Regions from separate parts of the Mus musculus genome. Here region 2 is linked to region 1. The links are chromatin loops, found by intact Hi-C in ENCODE. Cell type or tissue: gastrocnemius. All regions are shown on one strand. Each heading gives the region's core, and the rest is flanking DNA. Links, peaks and the distances in the headings are about the cores only. Region 1 has its middle 7.8 kb from the start of Gm26176. Region 2 has its middle 94 kb from the start of St8sia2.

Region 1 (12,841 bases), core at 2,239-10,238:
AGGTCTTTAGATCCTGTTGGGGGCCATGATAGCGCCTGCCTGCTTGGGATCCTCACTCAGCTTCCACATAGATCATGCTACTTACAGGAGAAGCGGGGACATCTCCCATCTGCTATCTACACGACAGGAGGGAAACAATGTCCTTTAGGAGTTCCAGATGTTAAGTCACCCCGTGTCGTCGGAGATCTTCCAGCTGAGTTCACAATACAACTCCTAACCTGGAGAGGAAGTTCACGCACACCAGAGGGGTGGCCTGCCTGGCACGGTGAAGGCTTTAAAACCTATGCTCATAAAACAGGATGGGAAAATTCATCTGTGAGTTTTACAGCCTACAAAATTTGCAGTATGTCTTTTATGGATGCTCTTTAATGTTTCCTGCAAGGAAGATGAGCATAGACCCTGGGGAAAGTGCCGGCTCCACCTCCCTACTTGGAAACCAGACAGGCTGTCTCTCCATATTCAGAAAGGGGTCCTTTGGCAGGCAGGCATCCGGTAGTTCATCCCCATTTCTCTGGACCTCAAGCTACATAACAAAGGAAGCCGACTGCTTTTGGCATGAATTCACTTGTAAGGCCCAGGTGTTTGGGAGGCTTTCCTTTCATGTGGTTATACTGAAGAAGTGTGACACCTCCCCTCCAAAAAAAGTTAATGGGCTGGTGAGCTGGCTTAGTGGTTAAGAGCGCCGACTGCTCTTTCAAAGGTCCTGAGTTCAAATCCCAGCAACCACATGATGGCTCACAACCATCCATAACAAAATCTGATGCTCTCTTCTGGAGTGTCTGAAGACACACTACAGTGTACTTACATATAATAAATAAATAAATATTTGCCGGGTGTGGTGGCACACGCCTTTAATCCCAGCACTCGGGAGGCAGAGGCAGGCAGATTTCTGAGTTCAAGGCCAGCCTGGTCTACAAAGTGAGTTCCAGGACAGCCAGGGCTATACAGAGAAACTCTGTCTTGAAAAACAAAACAAACACACAAAAAAGTTAACATTGCTCATTGTGCATTGTTTGACATGGCCAGGGAAACAACACAGGGTGTCCTGTGGGCTTCTTTGTGACATTCACTGTTCTCGTTCCAGACCTCAGAGCCTCTCATCTAACCCTGACCTTAGTTGCCTTAGGCCTAGACCAGTCCCCAGGGTGGCTATGAGAGACCACAAAGAAATGGGTGCTCTGGGGTGGGCAAACAGCAGAGAATTCCTGCTCTAGAGAATTTGTGCCAAAACCCAAACCACTCTCCACCTCTTCTAACTTCCCCATTTCTCCCATCCAAGGCCTCACAGAGCTATCCTTTCCTGTGTTCTCTGGTTAGATGAATGGTACCAGTGACTCCTAACCCAGCCAGTTAATATTTGAGACAATGTCTCTCACTGAACCTGCAACTCGCCATTGACCACTAGAGTTTCGGACATGCACCAGTATGCCTGGCTTCTAAATGGGTGGGGCTGTCCAAACTCAGGCCCTCATTCTTGTGCAATAGACACTTTGTTGACTGAGACATCTTCCCTAGCTTGTACCTTACATTTTTGAGAAAAGGTTTTTCACTGGTCTGGAACTTGACAAGTAAGCGTGACTTGCTGGCCAGTGAACCCCAAAGGTCCACCCACTCCTCTCTGCCTCTTCAGCACTGAGATTACAAGCACATGTGATGAACATGCCACCATACTGAGCTTTTTCATGTGGGTCAGGGGGACCAAACACGAGTGTTCCTGCTAGCAAGGCAAGTAACCCATTGACTGAGCCCTCTTCCCAGTACTTTCAAGGCAAGTACTTCATGGGCTGAGTCCTCTATGCAGTACTAGCAGTTCTCTTTGACTGAATTAAATCACCGTCGTTCATTCCCTTCATCTCTCCTCGATGAGACGTTAAAGAGTATTATTTGGATGCGTGGTGAGCAATGTTAAGGAAGTATCCTTCACACCAGAGTCCATGAATGATGCCTCTGGGGCTGTGCTGTGGAGACAGCACTTTCTGGTCCTTCCTAATCCACAGTTTTAGCTCTGACCCCCATTTCTGCCTGGAATACAGCCAGCCTGGTCTGGAGGGAGAGCCACTTATCTACAGGCTCTCACCTTACCTCTCTTTTTCCAGTTGAAAAGCCAGACGCCAAGGTGTTGGCCACCCTGTTTCAAACCCTTCAGCAGATCCCCTGTTGATTTCAAAGTAAAACCCAAACTCTCTGACAAAGCTTATAAGATATGTAGGACCAATGCAACCTCATTCATGCTTCACTTGAATTTCAACTAAATACTTCTAGGACTAACCTAGGAATTCTTATGCTAGGTTATATATAACATTGGGAGAGTCTCAGCATCGTCCACAGCATTGGCCCACCCCTGCCCCTTGTTTCCTAATTCATCTAGACAATTCTTACTCATCCCTCAGGACCTAACTCCTGTATCACCTCCTCCAGGCCAACCTTACCTAGGTCCTCCCTCTCCCAGCTTGAGCTGTTTCACGTCTGGGCTCAGATCAGCAAACAGCCAGCCTGGTCTGCCGGTCTCGGTCAGTGATTGAATTTGCTGCGTGCCTGTAGGCGCATGTGGCCCCTTCCCCTCAGTCTCCCTGCAATTGATCTGAAGCATAAGACTCAGAAGCAAAGTGGTCCTTCAGTCTCTCTGAACAAGTGAGTCACTCTTCCCCCAGGAAGAGCTTCCCAGCATTCCCTCCCCGGGCAGCTCAAGGTGCCACATGATCCCTGGCCTCTCTGCTCTCCTCCTTCCCAGCATTCCCTCCCTCCTTTCCACTCCCAGTGAGCTGAGCTTTCCCAGCCGGAGCCTCCAGCGAGCAGGGATGTTTTTGCTGCTCATTACTACCCAGTGGAGATACCATCTCTTCCTTTAGGAGCTGTTCCTGCTCGGTAAACGGAAACCTGGTCACGAGCCAAGCCCAATCATCCTGAAAGGTAGCAGGCCCTTTGGAAGGAAAAGGTCTGGGTTCCAGCCTTGGCCTCTCTCTCCTCCCAAGCTTCCTGGCTCCTCCGTGACCTTGTTTCAGTCTATTGATGATGATGATGATGATGACAATGATGACGATGATGATGATGACGATGACGATGATGACGATGATAAAGTTGAGTGAGGCGGTTCAAGGCGGTAATCACTCCACTTTAGAAGGAAAGATTGGAGGATCGGGAGTTTAAGGTCAGCCAGGATCACATGAGACTCTGTTTCTCCCACCCTAAAACAAAGCTGCTTTCTCCACTCAAACTGTAAAGGGCAAGACTCACAATGGAGGCTGGGATATCTCATTTCCTCCACAGATCCTCCAGTGTTGACAGGAGGGCCAGGGTTTCAAGATCAGCTTGACCTTTACAGTCAGTGTGAGGCCAGCCTGGGATACAGGAGACTATCTGCAAAAATAATAGCTCGATACTATATGATGGAATGGACGTGTAGTTCAGTGGTTGGACACTTTAACACCAGACACCATCCTTCACAATGGAAAATAAAACCAAAACAAAAAGCATCTTCAAGATGGTGGACTTCGTGCCACCAACTTTCTTTCTTATTCTTTGGTTGGTTGGTTGGTTGGTTTTGTTTTTTAAGATAGGCACGCATGGACCTAGTCTGGCCTCACACTTGAAATGTAGTCCATGATGACCTGTTGCGCCCACCTCGGCCATCAAGGAAGACACAACACGGCCGGATTCTTCTCAACAGCCCTTATTGCAGGAACATCTCGATGCTGCTACGGGGACCCCGGGCAAGCAGGGAGGTCTGCTTATATACACCCCAGCACAGGGAAAGGCTTCGTGTCCTCCTGGGATAGGTTGAACCGCTGTCACCTAATTAGCATGTACCCGCTCGGGAGGGGTTGGCAGGGCTTACACCTGCGCTGATGTTGTTTATGACAATGGCACACCGGAAACCGGCGCCATCTTAGAGTTGGCTTCCTACAATGACCTTCAACTCAGGATCTCCCTATCTCAACCAGCAAGTGCACACTGATGGGTGTGCAGCCCGTGCCCAGCATAGGTGCTATTCTGAGGATGGCAAAGTCTGTGGGAAGCTTATTCCAAGTCTTGTGATACAGTGAGCCTGGGAGAATGGGCAATGATGGCTTTTACACACACACACACACACACACACACACACACACATATACACACACACCAGGATGCTAAGATGGTCCTGGGCAATGATGGCTTTTATACACACACACACAGAGAGAGAGAGAGAGAGAGAGAGAGAGAGAGAGAGAGAGAGAGAGAGAGAGAGAGAGAGAGAGACATACCAGGATGCTAAGATGCTCCTGGGCCACTTGTTTTCAGGGACTTTCTCAGCTCAGGACCCCATCCATCTCCACATCGGCTCTCTGGCGCCATCTTCTGTCAGTTTCCGAAACCCCAAAGATAGGGCTGTTTCTGTCTAATCACATTGTTTTTAAATAACAACCAAAAAAAGTTACATTGTTGAACATATTTCACCCTCTAAACTGAGTGTGTAATCTGGGCACTTGGAAGACTAAGCCAGGATGCTGAGGAGGCTAAACACCTCCTAATCCGATCTCAAAAAAGAGTGTGAACCTAAACAGAAAGAGAACTCTTAAAAGGTGTGATAGGATGCTCAAGTGTAGCTCCCCACAAGCGACGTCTTCTGCGGAAACAGGAAGACTCGGTTCTATTTAAGTGGCAGGCCGTGGAGAGTTTGACCATGCTCCAGTGGTCAAATGACTCAAATTGGACATGGGTCCAATTTTTATCTTATTTTGGGGGTTGGGGGAGGCCACAATGGTGCAGGGAAGGACATGGAAATTCTGAGGAATGAATTTGATCAGGGTGCATAATGTAAAATTCCCAAAGAAGCCATAGAAATTGGAAAAAAAAATAAGGCTAGAGGCAGATGGATTTCTCCAGCCCCGATGTATCTGGATTTGAATAAAAACACCCAAAAGTTGAAACTTTTCTGATTCTTGTGGGATTGCAAACAAAATCTTCCTCTGCTCCACAAAGAAATAAAGAAATGGAAGGTGCTTCTGGAACACTCCACGGGAAAAAGGGAAAAGGCCACTTTCAGAGTTATAATCCCACCACAGTTTGTACTGTCTTTGAAATGGTAAGAGCTTTAAAGTGTCCCTGTGGCCTCAAGAGACCCAGTGCTGAGGGGAGCTGGGAAAGACTGGGACATGGGCTGGGTTCCCAAACCAATTTCCCTCTGCACAGCTTCACACAGAGCCCACAGGATTCAAACAAAACACACACATGGGACCCTGGAACAGAGAAAGAAGGAAGACCGTCCTTCCACATCTGGAGCCAAGCATAAGCCGAAAGATTAATTTATGCAGGCAGATCCTTCTGTCGTGGAGAGAAAGCTGAAGAGGAAAAGCAACGCTTCCCCAGAGAGAAAGAAAGTAGATGGACGTTGTAGAGAGACATAATTTTTTTCTCTGTCACTTTTTCCAAAAACTCATGGAGCTTGTCTTGAGGCTGAAGCACTGGGAGTCTATAGTCTGCCCTTTGCTGTGTCTGTAACTCGTCATGGCCTCAGCTGCTACGATCCTCACTGGGACTAACACTGCACTCATCACTGGTCTCAAGAGTGGTCTCATCACTGGTCTTGATACGCCACATCAAGTATCCTTAGGACAGAGGCTGGCCCAATCAGGTGGTCGGCACGCTGGCACCTTCTGGTGATGCTGTGAGAATGTGAGTCCTGACATTGCTGGCAAAAATCTGCATCCTCTCCGGAGCTCACAGACAGCAGCTGGCATCCCTGGACCGCACACCAGCACTATACACCAAGTTAATCCGTTTAACTGACCAAGCAGCCAAAAATAGCCACGATTCAGAGGGGTTGGATATCAAGTTTGTCAGAATAGAGAATTGCTACTAAAAGGAAAAAAAAAATCTCACAGTTTAACAAGTGACAACAGGGTTGCCTTTCCGCAGCCTTGTCCAGTAAGTGGGGAGGACTCCCTCTAGTGGTCAGTTATATAGAGAGCCAAGTTCTCTCCACACTGCAACTCTGTTACCTTCTCCAACTGTGTCAGCCCCATCACCCTCCCCTTCCAGGGACAGGTTTAGATAAAGTGAGAAAGCCCACAGCTCATTCTCGCCTCAGCCTTAAGGGACCAGTCGAATTTCTGCTCAGAGCCCAACAATTAACATCCACACGCAAGGAATTGGGACATAACCCCTTGGTGTTCCCAAGAAAAAGAGAGGAGCAGGAACAAATGGCAGTGAGAAACACCAGTTCCTACCGCATGGAACTTGACTCAGGTTGTACAGCATTCAAGAAGACAAGTGAAAAGCCAGGCTGTTGGGAGATGGTGGAACAAGATGGGGACATGTAAAGAAGACAGGTCAGGAGCACATGTCATTAAAGGAGATATGGGGACCCAAGCCATCCTGTGTCTTTGCTTCCTGACTGTCATGAGGTGAGCACACACCTCCATTGTATGCTCTTACCATGATATACTCCGCTGCCCAGGGCCCAAAGCAACTGGGTCAAGCAACTGTCGACTGAAACCAGAAACCAAACCAAAACTGACCTTTTATCCTCTGAAGTTATTTACCTAGAGGATTTTTGTCACAGCAACAGAAAGCTGACTAACACACTGGGCCTAGCTTAGCTAGATCCTGCCTCAGGCTCTCTCAGAAGGCTAGAATTAAGGTGTCAGCCAGGGTCAGGACCTGAACTGAAAAACCAGCGGCTTCCGAGCTCACCCTCGGGGTGTTCACTAGAGCCCACCCTCAGCCTCTTGCCATGGTGTTACGAAGAAAATCCCAAGTTTGGTTGTTTAACTATGATGAAGAACATGGGCATAGGACCATCGGGTTTTGTTGCCTTTGTTTGTAGTACTGGGAATCAAACTCAGGACCTTAAATTCGTCAGGAAGGTGCTTTACTGCCGAGCTGCAGCCTTCCTACACATAGGCCAAGCTATTCTCCCAGCCGTGCCTTAGCCTCCTGCATGCTGGGATTGCAAGCAGGCATTACCACTCCCAGCTTCCTCTGCCGCTTACTAATTTGACTAGTACGGGTTTATTTTGGCTTATAGTTTAAAAGGATATAACCATCACTAAAGGAAAGGGATGGTGGCTGGTGGCCCCATAGTGGTGAGAGCACATGGCAGGACTTGATCACATCCCAGCGGACCAGGAAGCAGAAATGGGACAGGAAGTAGAACAGCCATGAACGTAAAGACCTACTCTCCATCAAAGCATTTCCTCCAGCGAGGCTCCACCTCCTAGAGATTCCTTGCAAAACAGCGTCCCCATACTTCCAACACTGTTTCAGAGCCCAGTGTTCCTTCTGAGACTCTCTTAACTATGGGGAAGAGAGAGGGAAGCTAAACAATTGGCTCAGTGGTTAAGAGCATTGACTGCTTTTGCAGAAGACCTAGGGTTCAATTCCCAGCCCTGACATGATTGATGGCTCACAACTGAACTGTAACTCCAGTTCAGGGAACCTGATGCCTGCTGACTTCCTTAAGCTCCTGCATACATGGGTTCATGCATACATTCAAGCACACACATATCTAGTTTTAAAAAAAAAGGAGGGGCTGGTGAGATGGCTCAGTGGGTAAAGCACCCGACTACTCTTCCGAAGGTCCGAAGTTCAAATCCCAGCAACCACATGGTGGCTCACAACCATCTGTAATGATGAGATCTGACTCCCTCTTCTGGGGTGACTGAAGACAGCTACAATGTACTTACATATAATAAAAATAAATTTAAAATCTAAAAAAAAAAAGGAAAGAAAAGAAAATTATATTTTAAATAAATTAAATTCTTCCCCTATAAAACAGCACAGAACGGACATTCCCATTCCAAGTGGGAGGACTAGGAAGGTAGCAAAAGATCAGACCAAAAGAACTGAAACCCAGCAGGGAGAACATTGCCACCAGGGGCTCTTGGTGCCACTATCTTGTAACCTTAATTTTTTCAAACCATAAATTAATGATGGTTCTTTTTTTTAATTTATTTTTTAACTAGGTATTTTCTTCATTTACATTTCAAATGCTATCCCAAAAGTCCCCCAGACCACCAACCCCCGCATTCCCCTACCCACCCACTTCCACTTCTTAGCCCTGGCATTCCCTCGTACTGAGGCATATAAAGTTTGCAAGACCGAGGGGCCTCTCTTTCCACTGATGGCCAACTGGGCCATCTTCTGATACATAGGCAGCTAGAGACATGAGCTCGGGAGGTACTGGTTAGTTCATATTGTTGTTCCACCTATAGGGTTGCAGACCCCTCTAGCTCCTTGGGTACTTTCTCTAGCTCCTCCATTGGGGGCCCTGTGTTCCAACCAATAGCTAACTGTGAGCATCCACTTCTGTGTTTGCCAGGCCCCAGCATAGCCTCATAAGAGACAGTTATATCAGGGCCCTTTCAGCAAAATCTTGCTGGTGTATGCAATGGTGTCAGTGTTTGGAGGTTGATTATGGGGTGGATCCCTGGATATGGCAGTCTCTAGATGGTCCATCCTTTCGTCTCAGCTCCAAACTTTGTCTCTATAACTCCTTCCATGGGTGTTTTGTTCCCAATTCTAAGAAGGGGCAAAATGTCCACACTTTGGTCTTCATTCTTCTTGAGTTTCATGTGTTTTGCAAATTGTATCTTGTATCTTGGGTATTCTTTAATGATGGTTCTTATAAATGCTTTAACCTCCCTTCTAGCCCACCACCCACCAGAGGTAGTGGAAAATAAAGGATACAGGGGAAGTGGACCTGTTTAGAAATCCTATCTGAATTGTCAGGAAATCAGCAGTTCAGTTAATAGGCCAGCAGCTCGGTCTGTTCAAAAACACTTCATAGATAATGTCAGCAGTCCAGTTCGGTAATGTTGGGAGAGCAGCAGTGGCACAGTCTAGCAGGAACAGCCAGGTCTCAGCCAAATCAGCACGAGTCAGCAGGAGGGACCAGGAGGGACTGCAGGAGAAGTTCTCAGCTCTGCGTCTCTCCACGAAGTGAAGATCAGTGAAGAGACAAGACCAACAAGCGTTTCACAGCTAGCCCTATCAGCAAGCCCAGTTCATGGTGAATTGAGTCCTAGTTATACTCCCTCCAAACATCACGTGTCCTCCAAGGATCTTGCCTCACCACACGACTCAGCTGACAACACTCTGCCAATTGCAAGAAGCCGCAGCACACCACCAGAAGTTTTTCTGATGCATTTCTCTTTGTGGAGTCCTTACAAATGGAGCTCAACTACACAATGTAAAGCGGACCGATGCATGCATGTCATTAGAGAAGAATCTTTCATCGAGTGTCCTTTCACATGCTTGCTTTAGCAGAACATCCTTTCACCTGTGTCTGCCTTAGCCTTTCACCTGTGTCCATTTCAGTGAAACACTCCTTCACATGTTTGCCCCAGCAAAACCCCATCCAACAAAAATGTCTTTCCAAAGAATGCTTAAGTTTTCACTTCACTATCTGGATTTCAGAAGACTTAGGCAGCTCCACCCTCCAACTCTATTTAGGGGTCCTTGATTGAGAGCCCACATTTCTGGCATCACCAACATCCTGAGCTCTTCTGAGTTCCTCTTGGGTCATCCTTGCAGGAACTATGACCCTGTCACACGTTGCCTGGCCTCAGCAGCTTTCAGGAATGTGACACTCCCCTCTACGAGGGCCCCCCCCCCCCCGATCTCCCATTCTACCTACGTACACAGCCAGCACCACGTGGGTGATGATGCTCTCTGCTCTGCTGCCAGCCCAGTATGCAGCCTGGCCCCCTTGACCCTGATGCAGCAGTCTCTGGGTCGGTACCCAGTCAAACCTGGGGGAAAGTCTTCCAGCAACTCCAGGGAGCAAAGGTTTATTTTGGCCCATGGTGTGAGGGGATACAGTACACCATGGTGGGAAAACTGTAGTGACAAACTGCTCTGTGGCTGTGGGGATATGCAGCTGCTACTTGCTCATATATCATTACACCAGGAAGCAAACGTGTTTTCATGAAAACAAACAGCATATAATTACATTAAAATATATAGTATAGGGCTAGAGAGATGACTCAGGAGCTAAGAGCACTGACTGCTCTTCCAGAGGTCCTGAGTTCAATTCCCAGCAACCACATGGTGGCTCACAACCATCTGTAATGGGATCCGATACCCTTTTCTGGAGTGTCTGAAGACAATGACAGTGTACTCACATACATAAAATAAGCAAATCTTTTTAAAATTACTATATATGTAATAACCAGGCATGTGGTATATGCCGCTAATCCCAGCACTTGATAAGTAGAGGCAAGAAGATCAGGAATTAAAGGCTAGCCTCAACTATATAGTGAGTTGAAGGCTAGCCTAGTCCATATAAGGTTGTGTCTCAAAAAAAGACAAAACAAAACTCTCTGTATGTGTGTGTATGTCTGTGTGTCTCTGTGTGTGTATGTGGGAAATATACAATTCTATCATGAGTTAAGTAGTTGTTTGAGGATAGTTCATATAGTTATATATTTGGTATGAGGAAACACTAAAATCCAATTATATAAATGAACATTTATAAGACAGTTTGTCCTTAAATTGCATATGATTATGCTCAAGTATCATAGATTTGAAGCTTTTCTTTTTGAGGTACCAAAAATCACTATTTTGTCAAGAATGAGTCCCTCGGTGCCCTGAACATTTTTAAAAGCCTACAAGAGAGGAACCTCTGGAGTCTGGCTGGGTCCTCCGTCCTCCTGTCAGACTTCCCAGCCTGGACTTATGGAACACAGTCTTCCTCTCAAAATTGGTTGATTGATTGATTGATTTTTAATTGTATGTGTGTATGAATATCTGCATACATGTATAACATGTTTGTGCCTGGTCTCTACAGAGGACAGAAGAAAGCATCCTGTCTCCTGGAACTGGAGTCTCCGACAGTTGTGAGCCACTCTATCTAAGTACTGGAAATCAGCCTCCAAGATGTGCCGGAGTAACGGTGGAATAGAACTTGTGGGTGTGGCCAGCCAATGACTGGTCCAACTTGAGGCCTCTACCACAAGAGAGAGAGCCCATATCTCACACTGCCTGGATGACCAGGAACCAAAGGCTGGATAGTCAAGAGACCCAGAATAGACCCAAACAGGACTGAGAAAAAAAAAAAAAAAAACAATAAAATAATCCCCAGTTATATTCAGCTATACTCATAGATGGGTGCCAAACATCATCAAAGAGGCATCATGTAGCAACTAATGAGAGCAGTTGCAAACTCTAGCTCTAGAGAGGCCCCTTGGTCTTGCAAACTTTATATGCCCCAGTACAGGGGAACGCTAGAGCCAAGAAGTGGGAGTGGGTGGGTAGGGGAGTGGGGGGGAGGGGTATAGGGAACTTTCGGGATAGCATTTGAAATGTAAATAAAGAAAATATCTAAGAAAAAAAAGAAAAAAAAAGAGCAGATGCAAAGACTTACAGTCAAACACTAGGCAAAGCCAGGGGTACCTCACAGAAAGGGGGCGGGGTAGATTGCCGGAGCCAGAGGAGCCAAGAATACCAGAACATAGCCCACAGAATCAAATAAGCAGGGCTCGTGGGGCCTCACAGAGATTGAAGCAACAATCACAGACCCTGTATGGGTCTCAGCTAGGTCCTCTTATGGTTGTGTAGCTGAGTGTTCTTGTGGGATTCCTAACTGTGCTGGGGGTGGGGGGAACCCTGACTCTTTTGCCTGTTCTTGGGACCCTTGTCCTCCTACTGAGTTGCCTTGCCGAGCACTGATATGAAGTTTTGTGCCTAGTCCTATTTTAACTTGTACTGTTTGTTCAATATCTCTGGGAAACCCTGATCTTTTTTTTTTTTTTTTAAGGATTTTCGAGACAGGGTTTCTCTGTGTGGCCCTGGCTGTCCTGGAACTCACTCTGTAGACCAGGCTGGCCTCGAACTCAGAAATCTGCCTGCCTCTGCCTCCCAAGTGCTGGGATTAAAGGCGTGCGCCACAACGCCCGGCGATTTTTTTTTTTAAAGGGAATCAGAGAAGGGGTGGATTGGGACGGTATGGGAAAAGGGGGAGGACTGGAAAGAGTGGAGGGAGGGGAAACTGCAGTTGGGATGTAACGTATGAGAGAAGAAAAATAAATCAATAAGTGCTGGGACCCAAGCTCCAGTCCTCCTCAGGAGCAGCAAGAGCACTTAACCTGTGTCACAATTCGCCTGCACTTCCGTGAACCAACACCAGAGGGCTGTCTTAGCTGCTCCACACTTATTGCCTAAGATGATAAAGAGTCTAGCCTCAAAGTGCTACTGAAAAAAGTCCCATTTCAGGTCATCAAGTTTAAGATTTTTAGAAATACAGGTCTCCATTAAAACAAAAGTCACTGTAGTGTATCCTAGGAAATTAAACAATTTAGTAGTACCATATGTCAGTGAGATCAGATTTCTGCAAACCGCAAACCAGAAAACAGTTGAAAAGAAATTCTCTAGGACAGTAATACCTGTGGGCCTTACCAGTAGACAAAGGCACGTGTAGACGTAAGAGGAAACAAATCAAGAGCATATTAAAATAATTATATTGTCTCTTTAAATACAATGAAATTATCTAATTAAGCCTATATTCATTAAAGGTCAACAACACATAGTTTATGTAGACCCATAAAATGCATTGTGTAAATAATGATTAAACCAATGTGCTTTTTCTTTTTCTCATCTCTAGCCTGTTAGCCCTAGAAACACCAAAACATTGTGTGATTGGAGCACATTTAAACAGCTGCCGTGTTTCCCTGAGCCACAAACACACATCTCTGACAGTTCACCAAGCCTATGGCATTGTTTTCAGGAAACTAAAGAAGACACTGTTGGAAAGATCGTAAGTGTGAGGCCAATAGGAAAAAAAGGAAAGAAAAGCTATTCTCTCCCTGTGTAAACATGGAGGGTACTAGAAACCCCATCATTAAAAAAAAAAAAAAATCTTCTA
Region 2 (12,841 bases), core at 1,891-9,890, 450 kb before region 1:
CAGCCCCACAGAGGGACTTCTGCCAGTAAACTACTCTGTAGGTGGCTTCACACACTAGCTTTTAGGAAGTGGTGATGGTTTGCTGTGCCCAAGTGCCCTAAAAACCTTGGAGTAGTCCTGATGAACAGCAAGCATACAAACAGTGGGTACGCAGATTAGCAGATTTGACAGCCTAAAATTTTATAGTCTGTCACATTAGAAAACTATGATATAAAAGAAAAGGCAAATTCAGAGGAGAATTTGCTTTACAAAGCAATCTTTATTACCTTCACTTATTCTTATGAAACACTGGGGACAACCTAATAATATGACAATCATTATTTTATTTTTTTAATTAAAATATAATTGCATAATTTTTCCCATTTCTTATCCTCCTCCCAACCCAATCCTAGTTCCCATGTACCTCCTTTGCGCTCTCTCTCTCTCTCTCCCTCTCTCTCTCTTTCTCTCTCTCTCTCTAAATTTCATGGTCTCATTTTCTTAAATTATTGCTACATACATGTAAAATGTGTGTGTGTGTGTTTTCCTAAGTATCGCCTCCTCAGTCTGTATAATGTTACTCATGTGTTTATGATTTCAGGCTGATGACTTGGTATTGGATAACCAGCTTATGGTTCTTCTCTGAAGAAGACTACGTGTCCCACTCTCGGTTTTCCGTGGTTCTTTGTATAGGTTTGAGGCCTCATGGGATTTCCCTCTCCCAGGTTAGCATACTTCTTGGTGTTCAAACTTCCTGCTCCTCTGGCTCTTACAATCTTCCCACCTCCTCTTCCCTCACTAGATCCCTGAACCTTGGGTACAAGAGTTGAGTTGTAAATGTATCCTTTGGGCTAGTCACTACACGGCCACTTATGCTCTGTATTTTGATTGGTTGTGGACTTTTTTTTTTGTAATGATTTTTGCTGCAAAGAGAGTAAGTGCATAAGAACAATCAATTTTTGAAAGGTAGATATAAAGGAACTGGTAAATTTCCACAAATACATAAATAAGGGGAAAAAATCATACCATGACATTTTGAACACACGCTTTGATTTTGCCTGTGTAGCTTTAAAAATACCAAGCATTAAGGAGTTACAGAGACAAAGTTTGGAGCTGAGACAAAAGGATGGACCATCTAGAGACTGCCATACCTGGGGATCCATCCCATAATCAGCCTCCAAATGATGACACCTTTGCACACACTAGCAAGATTTTGCTGAAAGGACCCTGATATAGCTGTCTCTTGTGAGGCTATGCTGGGGCCTAGCAAACACCGAAGTGGGTTTTCACAGTCAGCTATTGGGTGGATCACAGGACCCCCAATGGAGGAGCTAGAGAAAATACCCAAGGAGCTAAAGGGATCTGCAACCCTATAGGTGGAACAACAATATGAACTAACCAGTACCCCGGAGCTCTTGACTCTAGCTGCATATGTATCAAAAGATGGCCTAATTGGCCATCATTGGAAAGAGAGGCCCATTGGACTTGCAAACTTTATATGCCTCAGTACAGAGGAACACCAGGGCCAAGAAGTGGGAGTGGCGGGGGGGGGGGAGGCGTAGGGGAGTGGGAGGGGAGGGTATGGGGGACTTTTGGGGTAGCATTGGAAATGTAAATGAAGAAAATACCTAATTAAAATAAAATAAAAATACCAAGCATTGAAACATCTAAGGAAAAGACTGTCATTCATTATTCCCTTCGGTAAATGTTATCACCCAGAAGCCAAGAGGAATACTTTTATACACCAGTGAGCAATTTTACTGATGAAACCCATCTGGACTTGCTTGGTCTTGCCTTCAGCCAGGGACAGGAATAAGTTTTTCCTTCCGGATAAGTTTGGGGCAGGGGGTGTTGTTTTTCTCTTTGAAGTCCAATAATAGATGGAGCTGCTATAGCTCTCAGCTAGAAATCCCTAAATGGCACAGGCTCTGTCCAGATGTTTTCTCTCTCTTCTAGAATCTACAATGGCCTTCAGTTCTGCTGTGTGGGGGATGTGAGTAACATATACACAGGGAGGTAACACTGTATTCATGCCAACAAGGTTCCCTGCACCCTGCTGGGTTTTGTTGTTGTTGTTGTTGTTGTTGTTTGCAGAGATTCAGATGAGTCTTGGGCATTCCCTGGCCTCATGAGGATATAACACAAAGCAGGCACTCCACAAATTTTAAAGTAAATCAAGAGCATAGTCAACTTGTATGCATCACCCGTCTCCTGTGTATCTCAAATCGATACCACATAGAAGCGAGAGTCTATTCCAAAGACCAAGAAAGAGACTGTTCAACTCTGCCTTTCTGGAAGGAAAAAGCTATCACTGATATAAAATAAAGGTGTGTCTACCTAACTCTTGCTGAATTTCTTCTGTCTAGCACAGGAGACCCACCCCCAAAAGAATATATTCTTTCTGGGTCAGTGGCAGCATCACATGGTGGAAGGTGGATGGTGAGAAATGAGCGTATGTTGCACCAGCCCACGAGGACAGCCAAAACAGGAGGTAGTCACATCCTAACAGCCTAGGAGTGCAGGATAAGCAGGGTGCTGGGGACAAACTGCTTATACCAAAGGGGACAGACGGAAGAACCACAGAAGCAAAGCTCCCAGTGGAGCTGGCTAGAAATGGGAATAGACACACTTCCCTTGCTGAAGACATCATATGCTGTACAGAAAGAGCCCTTGGGTGCATCAGGTGCCATTTACAAAGAACTCCTCCACTGATGCTGGTCCTGACTCGAGCAGGGCAGTCATGAGAGCTGATAAATGAGACATGCAAAACAGTTTTTGGTTAGGCAGACACACCTCTAATTTATACCAGTGATAACGTTTCCCTTCCAGAAAGGCCTTGCATCTTGATAGGTCTCATGAACTTAATAGAATCCATTGGGTCTTTTGTGCACCTCAACTCCCACCTTGATTTATCAAAAGGGGGTGATGTATTTGAGACTTGTACTATTCTGGGATGCTTATTGACATCAATTACCATGTTGCTTTGAGGACCCAGATCTACCCTCTCTTCTTACTAAGAACCAAGAGAGCCATTTTACTGTCTACCAGGCAAGGGGAATATGCACCGTGGATTCCATGAAAGGAAGTTCTAGACACAGAGGGCCCCAGGGACTGCACAATGATTGGAGTACCATTGCCAGCAAATATATCACCAAGAGCTCAGATGAACCAAACCTGGCAGGTCGTGGCCTGTGATGTACTAGCTTCCCAATATCCCCCACTGTAGCTATTTGCAAACACTACAGTAAGTATCAATTTAGTTCATAAAACTCAGGTTTGCAAGAAATGTAGTTTTATTTTCACTACAACTCAGCACATATTCTGTTTAAACTCTTATTCTGCTTGAAGGCAGAAAATATCATTTTAGTCAATTTGGGGTAAACTTACCATGTCAGGTTTCAGTGCCGACATTTTCAGTTTCTCCCAACGTGGGCTTTTCCTAGGAGTTCATCATAGTCCAGGGAGCCTTGTCTGACACCCCAGCAGCCATAGTCCTGGAGGAAAGGCAGGAACTCATTCCCCCTGCCACTATTTCTAAGTGGAGAAGCCTTTGCTGAGCCAATGTGATATACCAGGCCCCTCGGCTGAATCCCTGAGCATTTACCCAAGAAAAGCATCTAGTTCTCTCAGGCTCAGCCCTTCTCACTGTAGAGTCTCTACAGAAAATCCCCACTCCCCTGTTCCCTCCTCAGGAAAGACAATAGCTGGCCTTTCCTTCTATGATCCCTTTATCAGTGGAGCTGGGTGATGTGGTATCATGAGACCCCTTGTTTCCACTGCACTCTGCCACAGCTTCACATCACACCACTCCGTCACTGAGACCATCAGATTTATGGATGATGGACTTTCTTTGATGATTTGACAAGTTAGGTGACAGGCAGATAATGTCATTGATGAGCCCCATCAATCCTTGTGAGCAATGTCATAAGTTACAGTTAGTTGTGAGATGCTTGACATGGGTGCTGAAAATCAAACTCATGTTTTCTGCAACATAACTCAGCATAACTCATTTCAACTTGATAGCAAAGATCCAATTTCCAAAACCAGTCATATCCCCAGATACTAGGGGTTAAGATTTTCATGTATTTTTCAAGGTGATATAAGTCAACTCACAACCCTGCTTTGAAAATAAAATATTAGATTAGATAGATAGATAGATAGATAGATAGATAGATAGATAGATAGATGACAGATAGATGAATAGGTAGATAGTTAGGTAGATGGCAGATAAATGATAGTCAGGTAGATGACAGATAGATGATAGATAGATAGATAGATAGATAGATAGATAGATAGATAGATAGATAGATAGAATACATGGACTAATCAGCATCAGTTCCTTCTCTTACTCTTTCTCACTCCCTTTCTCACTCACTCCTTCTCCATTATTCTTTATTTGACAAGCCAAACAATTTGTAATTCTGACCAAGTGAGGAACACAGCAGCTTTGATAGCTCCCCTGCTACATCTCTCCTCTTAATTGGATGTAGTCATGGCTATTCATTTCCATGATGCCTTTGTCTCTTGACTTCTAGACTTCCTCCATAGAAGTCATGGAGGTCACCACTATAGGGACAGGAAGCGAAGGGGTCCTGAGGAAATGTATGGAGAGAGTCCCATATCTCTTCATAGTCTCCAGATACCCATATTTTTTTCATAATATTTTTGAGTCCTCCAGTTCTTCAGCTTTCTGTCTTGAGGTCCTTTGACTTTGGAAATTCCTAATAAAGAAAGAATAAAATAAAAACAGCATTCGATGTGTGTAGAATGGCCTTGCACCCCTGTAAAGGCTTTTCAGGCTCAAGAGTAGCATATCTCTATTCAAATATGCACAGTCTTACAAAGATACACAAGTATTCCCCCTTCGTGGGGGTGAGAGAATCACTCTGACTCCAGATCACCCAGGGAGAGCCTATGGTCCTATTTAGAGGCCTATTTCAGTGGATATGACTCATGTCTCCAAGACATTTTTAAAGTACAGACATCAACGTGAGGCACATAAATTTTCATTGTAGTCGTATCAGCATTTTCAGCAGTTGCAAATGCAAGCCCTCTTCTGACAAATATAAAAATCTCATGGCCTTTAGAGTTACTTAAAATTTCAAAGTGGATAAACCGTGCTGAAAGGCAGTGAAGAAATGCAGAGATGGCCAACATCTGCTGGTTCAGCTCCTGAGTGTTCCACTTTACACTGGTGCAGAATTAACCAGATGACATGCTGCCCAGCAGAAACCATAGCTGGTGCTTTACACTGGTGCAGAATTAACCAGATGACATGCTGCCCAGCAGAAACCATAGCTGGGTCTGGGACTTTCCGCCTCTCAGCAAGCTAGAAATGGAGAATGGCTTATTCTTGGGCTGTACTGCTGGGCTCAATGGTGGCAGTAACTGGGAGTTCCCAGTGAGCCATGCCATCGCCAGGGCACAGTGCTGCAAGCTGTGACATTCAAAAGATGTGCCATGTACAGCACATGTAGAGGTTCTGGACATAGCATCTTCATCAATGGAGAAATATCTGTAAACTCGACCCTGTCAAGAGACCATAAACATCTCCCTCTCTCTACTCTGAAGATTCTAATCCTCCCCACCAGGGGGCATGTGCTCTCTTCCTGTCTAGTGATGAGCATTCTCTTGGGCCTATAGCATCCATCCCCTTAGACTTAAAGAAAGAAGTCTGAGCGAATGGGCCCTAGGGAGATAGGTTTGGAGGCTAGTGATGTAGGGACAGGAGATGAATGCAAAAGGTTCTGACAGGGAAGAACAGAGTTTGCACAGGACCCCAGGAGAGATGTCAGCAGCATGGAAATTTACTGAGTGTTGAGGAAGCCTTGAGCCAATTATGTATAAGGGAGACTGGAGAAAACATCTGACATGTCAAAGACATGTTCCAGGCCTTGGATATGCTGCTGACCCATGTGCCTAGTCAAATCCTCCAACATATGTGAACCTCAGTGTTGCCATGTGTAGTAAGGGTCAGACCACTGAGAAGTAATATGGGGTTTGGGGGAGATGCTTCCATGTGAAGATGTTCACCCAAGGCTGACTTCCTCCTCATCCTTTTCCTTCTTTGCTAACCTGTTAATAGTAATCAAGTCGCTCACTTCTGGGATAGAGAGACAGGCTGCATCGAGTTAAGAAAGAATCTTGTCTATCTGTTATTTGTTTCTTAACCTTCAGATATCTCTGAGGTATTCATGTCCCAAAGCTAGACTGACTCCCAAATATCATTGACTTTGAGGGTCTCCATTCACAACTTTTATGTGACTGGTAGGATTTGTGAGATGCTGGTGATAAGGACCACTTGGGAGTGATGTGGCAGCTGCTCTGTCTCTGAACAGCATCTGAACTGCACTTAGCTTTGGAGGGGAATGCGGATGCTGAGACAGACCCAGCTCTATCCAGAAGATGACAGATTGCCTCTGCACTTACTCCACCCCAGCCAAGTAGATGAAGTAGGTTCCATCATAGAGAGAGAAAAAGATGTTCCCCTGGGAGGCTTACTACAAATACAGTTCTGGGTGAATGAAGGAGTTAAGCCTGCAGTTAACCTTTAGAAGCAGGGGAAAAAATAGACAAGAAATATGGTTGAGGTCTCCAGTTAGCAGTTTTTAAAAAAATCTGTCAGATTTAATTAAATCATCAAAAGTGCTTTTTAAAGGGCTCTGTGTGGCTGTCCTGCATGGTCAAAGGAATTCGATCCAAGAGGCAAGCAGGACTTTGGGGGCATGCCAATTTATGTCCTTTCCCAGGCAGAAAACACAAGTCAGCCCAATAGCACTCATCATTATGTGGCCCCAGAAGGCCACCGACTGCAGAGTTGGCCACAGGCTCTGAGGCTCAGCAGGGTGTGGGACTTTTGCCAAGAATCCAATACGCACATTTTTCTCCCATGAACTGGCCTAGACTTTGCCTACATTGCTATCTCCGTGTTGTGTTGATGGAGTTCCTAAGCTCCAACATTCCTTTCTCCTTTATTCCCTCACAGCACCAGAAAAAATACAGACCAGTCTCAAATTTCATTGTCTGATTCAAAAGACACCTATTTAATGAGACATCTCTATTGTCAAAAAATAAACCCTCACACACCTATTGTTATGTTTCTTGTATGTGTCTAACTATTATTTCACAATAATACATGTAAAGCCATCATAATAAATACTTATTTATGAGCTTGGCACCGTTATAAGCACTTCATGTATCTCCAAAATACAAATAGGGAAGAAGGAGGAGGAGGAGAAGGAGGAGGAAGAGGAGGAGGAGGAGGAGGAGGAGGAGGAGGAGGAGGAGGAGGAGAAGGAGAAGGAGAAGGAGAAGGAGAAGGAGAAGAAGAAGAAGAAGAAGAAGAAGAAGAAGAAGAAGAAGAAGAAGAAGAAGAAGAAGAAGAAGAAGAAGAAGAAGAAGAAGAAGAAAAGATGAGGAGGAGGAGGAGGACGACGAGGAGGAGAAGAGGAGGAGGACGAGGACGAGGAGGAGGAGAAGAGGAGGAGGACGAGGAGGAGGAGGAGGAGAAGGAGAAGGAGGAGGAGGAGGAGGAGAAGGAGGAGAAGGAGAAGGAGAAAGAAGGAGAAGGAGAAGGAGAAGGAGAAGGAGAAGGAGAAGGAGAAGGAGAAGGAGAAGGAGAAGGAGAAGGAGAAGGAGAAGGAGAAGGAGAAGGAGAAGAAGAAGAAGAAGAAGAAGAAGAAGAAGAAGAAGAAGAAGAAGAAGAAGAAGGAAGAAGGAAGAAGAAGAAGAAGAAGAAGAAGAAGAAGAAGAAGAAGAAGAAGAAGAAGAAGAAGAAGAAGAAGAAGAAGAAAGAAAGAAAGAAAGAAAGAAAGAAAGAAAGAAAGAAAGAAAGAAAGAAAGAAAGAAAGAAAGAAAGAAAGAAAGAAAGAAAGAAAGGAAACTGTGGAACTGTGTGCACCCTCCACAATGCTACTAAGCAGACATCCTTGGACCTCCCCATTCTAAGCACATGGTTGAATCTCTGGGTTACACTGTGGTTGGGAGGAACCATATGATTCATACCAGCTGTTGTACAGGATTACCCTTCAAGCCAACTTGCCACCCTCTTCATTAAACCAACTGTAACCTCTTGCAAAAGATCATCAGAGATGGACGTGTCGACTGTTGGCCTTCCTTTATAGGAGTAGAGACATGAGACCCTCACCTGAGTATCCCACCCCTTCTGCCAATGAGTTGTATGCAACTTTGCTTTAATTGCCAGTGACCTCAGAGAGGAAGGGCTAGAGTGGAGTTAGGGGGTGACATGCATGTGACCACGAGAGAGTTCTCATCCATGCTGGGAACAGACCTTCTAGTGTGACTGCTTCAAAGTCATCCACTCTCGTGTCCATACATCCCTGCCCACTTCTCTGCAGGCCTAATAAAAGCATTGGTTCTCCTGGGCAAACTTTGGTACTTATTTTGTTGTTGGGACCTTAAAAGGAGAGAATTGATATTTTCATCTCCCCCAAAGTAGGAGCACTGGCCAGTGAGTTTGAGTAGAAGTGGTACTCATGATCGCAGGTTGGGATATTTCATTGCTGATACAGGTTCTCCAGTGAGCTCCCCTGTACCAATCAAGGAACATGAGCACAAGATCAATCCCATTCACTTTTGATTGTAAGCACTATTGTTTGAGCTATTGGATACTACAGCCTATTCTAGTCTCTCTTATCATATCAGTGCATCCATAGGCTAGTTCCAAGAGCATCCTCATTCTGTGCTACCAGAATGATGTAATAGTCAACAGCCCACATATACTATGGCAGTCCCTTAGGATTGTACTGCCAGTGATGTAGCCATTTTAGCTAGTACAGGGGCACTCTCTGAGGTCTTCACAAGGTTGAAATCACCTAACTGCATTTTTTTCAGAACATGCCCCCCCTCACTGAGCAATAGGTGATTGTACCTGTGTGCTAGAATCAGGCATGAATCTAGTTTTATAATCTTCATAATTTTTTCTTGTACTGTGTGTTTTATTTAACATAGCCATATCTCCTCACTGTTCAGAAGTTTAAGCAAATAAATTCACCAAAGAAACTCATGGACGGACACTATGAGAGCATGCTTAAGTCAGGTCTGTCTTCCCATTTACACTTCTGTTAGGCCAATTCTGCTTTTCTCTGTTCTGCAATATCTTTGGTAAGCAGTCCATTCCCACACATACCTTACAGTATTCCTCTTACATTTAGAAGCAGAGAGCTATCTATCTGGTCAAATGAGAGAGATCTGATGAAGCCTCTCCGTGATTGTCATTGATGAGTAGTTAGAAAGAACTTGGGATGTTAACAACGAGTTGTGCCAGCACCATTTGTTGAAAATGCTGTCTTTCTTCCACTTGATGGTTTTAGCTCCCTTGTCGAAGATCAAGTGACCATAGGTGTGTGGGTTCATTTCTGGGTCTTCAATTCTATTCCATTGGTCTACTTGTCTGTCATTATACCAGTACCATGCAGTTTTTATCACAATTGCTCTGTAGTAAAGCTTTAGGTCAGGCATGGTGATTCCACCAGAGGTTCTTTTATCCTTGAGAAAAGTTTTTGCTATCCTAGGTTTTTTGTTATTCCAGATGAATTTGCAGATTGCTCCTTCTAATTCGTTGAAGAATTGAGTTGGAATTTTGATGGTGATTGCATTGAATCTGTAGATTGCTTTTGGCAAGATAGCCATTTTTACAATGTTGATCCTGCCCAATCCATGAGCATGGGAGAGCTTTCCATCTTCTGAGATCTTCTTTAATTTCTTTCTTCAGAGACTTGAAGTTTTTATCATACAGATCTTTCACTTCCTTAGAGTCACGCCAAGATATTATATATTGTTTGTGACTATTGAGAAGGGTGTTGTTTCCCTAATTTCTTTCCAGAGATCCATCCCATAATTAGCCTCCAAACGATGACACCATTGCATACACTAGCAAGATTTTGCTGAAAGGACCCAGATATAGCTCGCTCTTGTGAGACTAGGCCGGGGCCTAGCAAACACATAAGTAGATGCTCACAGTCAGCTACTGGATGGAGCACAGTGCCCCCAATGGAGGAGCTAGAGAAAGTATCCAAGGAGCTAAAGAGATCTGCAACCCTGTAGGTGCAACAACATTATGAACTAACTAGTACCCCGGAGCTCTTGACTCTAGCTGCATATGTATCAAAAGATGGCCTAGTCGGCCATCACTGGAAAGAGAGGCCCATTGGACATGCAAACTTTATATGCCCTAGTACAGGGGAATGCCAGGGCCAAAAAATGGGAATGGGTGGGTAGGGAAGTGTGGGGGCGTATGGGGGACTTTTGGGATAGCATTCTAAATGTAATTGGGGAAAATATGTAATAATAAAAAAATATTAAAAAAAAAAAAGAAAGAACTTGGGAAAGGCAGTAGCGATGCTTGAGACCTCTTAGCTAACTGCACGAACAAGTAGTCACATAGTCATATCATAGAGGAGGCCACTCCATGGCTCATACATGTGAGCCTGAAGTAAGTCATGTTCTGGTAAAGCTACTGTAGAGAATGGGTCCAGGGGGCAGTTCCTAATTTGGAGGATAGAACCAGTGTATCAGTTAAGGTCCATCACTCAACCACAGAAGCCAAACTAAGATGACTTAACCAAGGAGAGAGTTATTGCTCCATCCCCACCACAAGGTTCCCAGAAGAGAGACATCAGGTGATAGTTTCATCATTGTCACAGGCTCCATCATGCCCTTCACCTTCAGCTGGGTATATTCCATGTAGATAAAATCAGAGTTCTGGTAATAAGTAGGAAAGAAAGGAAGCTAGTGTTTTAGATATACAGCAATGTCTGCCACAGTAAGGAACACAGGTGGGGAACAGAGTTGAGGAGGATGGGTTGGGTAAGAAAAGAGGAAAGAGTCAGAAGGCTATCAGGAACAAAAGACTTAGACCTTTGCCGAGGCTCACTTTACTTATGAAATAAAGACCATTGCATATACCCAGAATCTCCATCTGAATGGAGCCAACCAGCTACAGGAGGAGAAAAAGAATCACAATAGATAATAACTCCCACATAGAAAATGCTTGTCTAACACTTTCAAGCTCTACTTACGAAGTACTTTATGGACATCTTACCTAATGTTCATCTGAACCTTGGCAGTATGGCTTAACTTCTCCCATTTTAAAGATGATAAAAACTGAGATATGGTGTTCAGTAACTTGACAAAGGGTTCTAGCCCCCGACTTAAAGCACAACCACCAGACATGAGGCTGAAGCAAGCTGTGTCCTAGAAAAGCAACTATATGGAGGAGGCTATATGTTAATCCTCATTGGAGGGAATAGAACTGTATTAGGTAAGATTCATCGTTCAACTACAGAAATCAAACTAAGATTCTCAAGCAAAGCAGGGGGTTATCACCCTCATAACAAAGATCCCAGAAGAGAGACAGCAGCTCACAGTGCCATCACTGCCACAGATCTTGCCTTCTCCTCCCCTCTCCCTCCCCCTTCCCCTTTTCCTATCATGTTTCCTTCAATGATGTTAGCAAAGGATCCCTCTTTTCCATAGAGTAAACCTCTGCAAATATTTATGGTATATGTGTAACACTGCCTTTGTCCCCACAAAGAGATGCTTAGATGCTGGGGGTGCTAGCATTCTGGCAGCTGCCAGCTCATGATGTTGGATGAAGGTACAGAACTGGGCAGGGCTTGAATGAGACGCATCATTGAAAAGAAATGAGCCAGGAAAGCCACGTTTGGTGTTTGGAGGCCTTGTGAAGGAGCATGTGCTCTGTAGCACGTTGACTAGTTCAAGTTCTGAGCTAGATCTTCTACTAGGGAGTGAAGTGGATCTGAGAGAAGAGTCACAGCTACTAAATTCAAAGCAAGAGCCCAGGTATGGTATGGAATGGAACTCGAAACAGAGAAAAGGTCCCAGAGAATGTCAGGAGAGTTGTGAGCAAGGATCAGGCCCTTGGCTTAAAGGTGGCTCTCGCCCAGCTGGAAACTAGAGAGCTAGAAGGAGACTCTTGGAAAGGATGCCTGGTTTCCCTTCTTAGGTGACATTCAAAATATGAATCTGGACTAGGAGCCTGGAGTCCCCTCTACTGACTCTTTCCCAAACAACACACACACACACACACACACACACACACACACACACACCACGCCCTGCCCTGCTCAGAAAGGCTCAAAAAGATACTTTGGGAGTCATTTAGGAATATGAGGGCTCAGAGTTTCTTCTTCCCCCCTTGCTTCCAGGTAAGCAGGAGGTGACTCCGAAGCAGCTACAAGACACCTGGGGACAGAGACATAGCCTGGTTCATCTACATCATGTTCTGTCTTCCAAGTTTCTTGTCCATGAGTGCACATAAGCATGTGTTTGCATATATGTATGTGTATGTATGTATACTTGTGTGTGCATGTGTTGATGCCAGAGTATTATGTCAAGCATCTTCCTTGAACACCCTCTACCTTATTTGCTGAAACAGGTTCTCACTGACTCTTCAACTTACTGACCCAGCTAGACTGCCTAGCGAGCATGCCCAGAGACATGTCTCCACCTTCCCAGAACTTGGGATTTTAGGCTTGCACTGCCATGGACAACTTTTTAAATGCCTGTCGGAGATCTGAATTAAGGTCCTTGTGCTTGCATGGCAAGCTCTTTACCAAGTCATTTCACTAGCCCTATTTCATTCCATTTTCTAACTTGTAAAGAAGAGAGCCAGAGTTGTCTAGATTTGCTTCTTTGCTTGCTTGTTATTTTCCTTTTAGCTTTCTGTTTTCAATACTTAAAGGAACCACACAATTGTTTGGAAACTAAGAGGAAGGCATAGGTAAGCACTATATGCCCCATCATCCTGGAACAGGGAGCTCAGAAATTTCACAATTATCCTCTGTTAATTGCTCCATTTCTTCAAGTATTGGGACTTTTA

The links. A loop is a pair of places that touch in the nucleus more often than their neighbours do. Peaks named below come from ENCODE experiments on the same cell type or tissue, not always from the same donor. Only the 100,000 strongest peaks of a DNase experiment are listed, where the experiment ranks them.
Region 2: a loop joins it to region 1, with 8 times the contacts of the local background. A loop is called at or near these places in 6 of 42 quality-filtered maps.

The regions. Positions count from the first base shown.
Region 1 is chr7:73,647,468-73,660,308 of GRCm38, reverse strand. No RefSeq gene overlaps it. Among named protein-coding and RNA genes, the nearest start is that of Gm26176, 7.8 kb to the right of the region's middle. In gastrocnemius, for the core only: CTCF peaks have their summits at 4,349 (motif pointing left) and 5,934 (motif pointing left); DNase peaks (open chromatin) are centred at 2,871, 4,325, 5,689 and 5,916.
Region 2 is chr7:74,101,287-74,114,127 of GRCm38, reverse strand. No RefSeq gene overlaps it. Among named protein-coding and RNA genes, the nearest start is that of St8sia2, 94 kb to the right of the region's middle. In gastrocnemius, for the core only: a CTCF peak has its summit at 5,562 (motif pointing right); DNase peaks (open chromatin) are centred at 5,511, 6,376 and 6,768.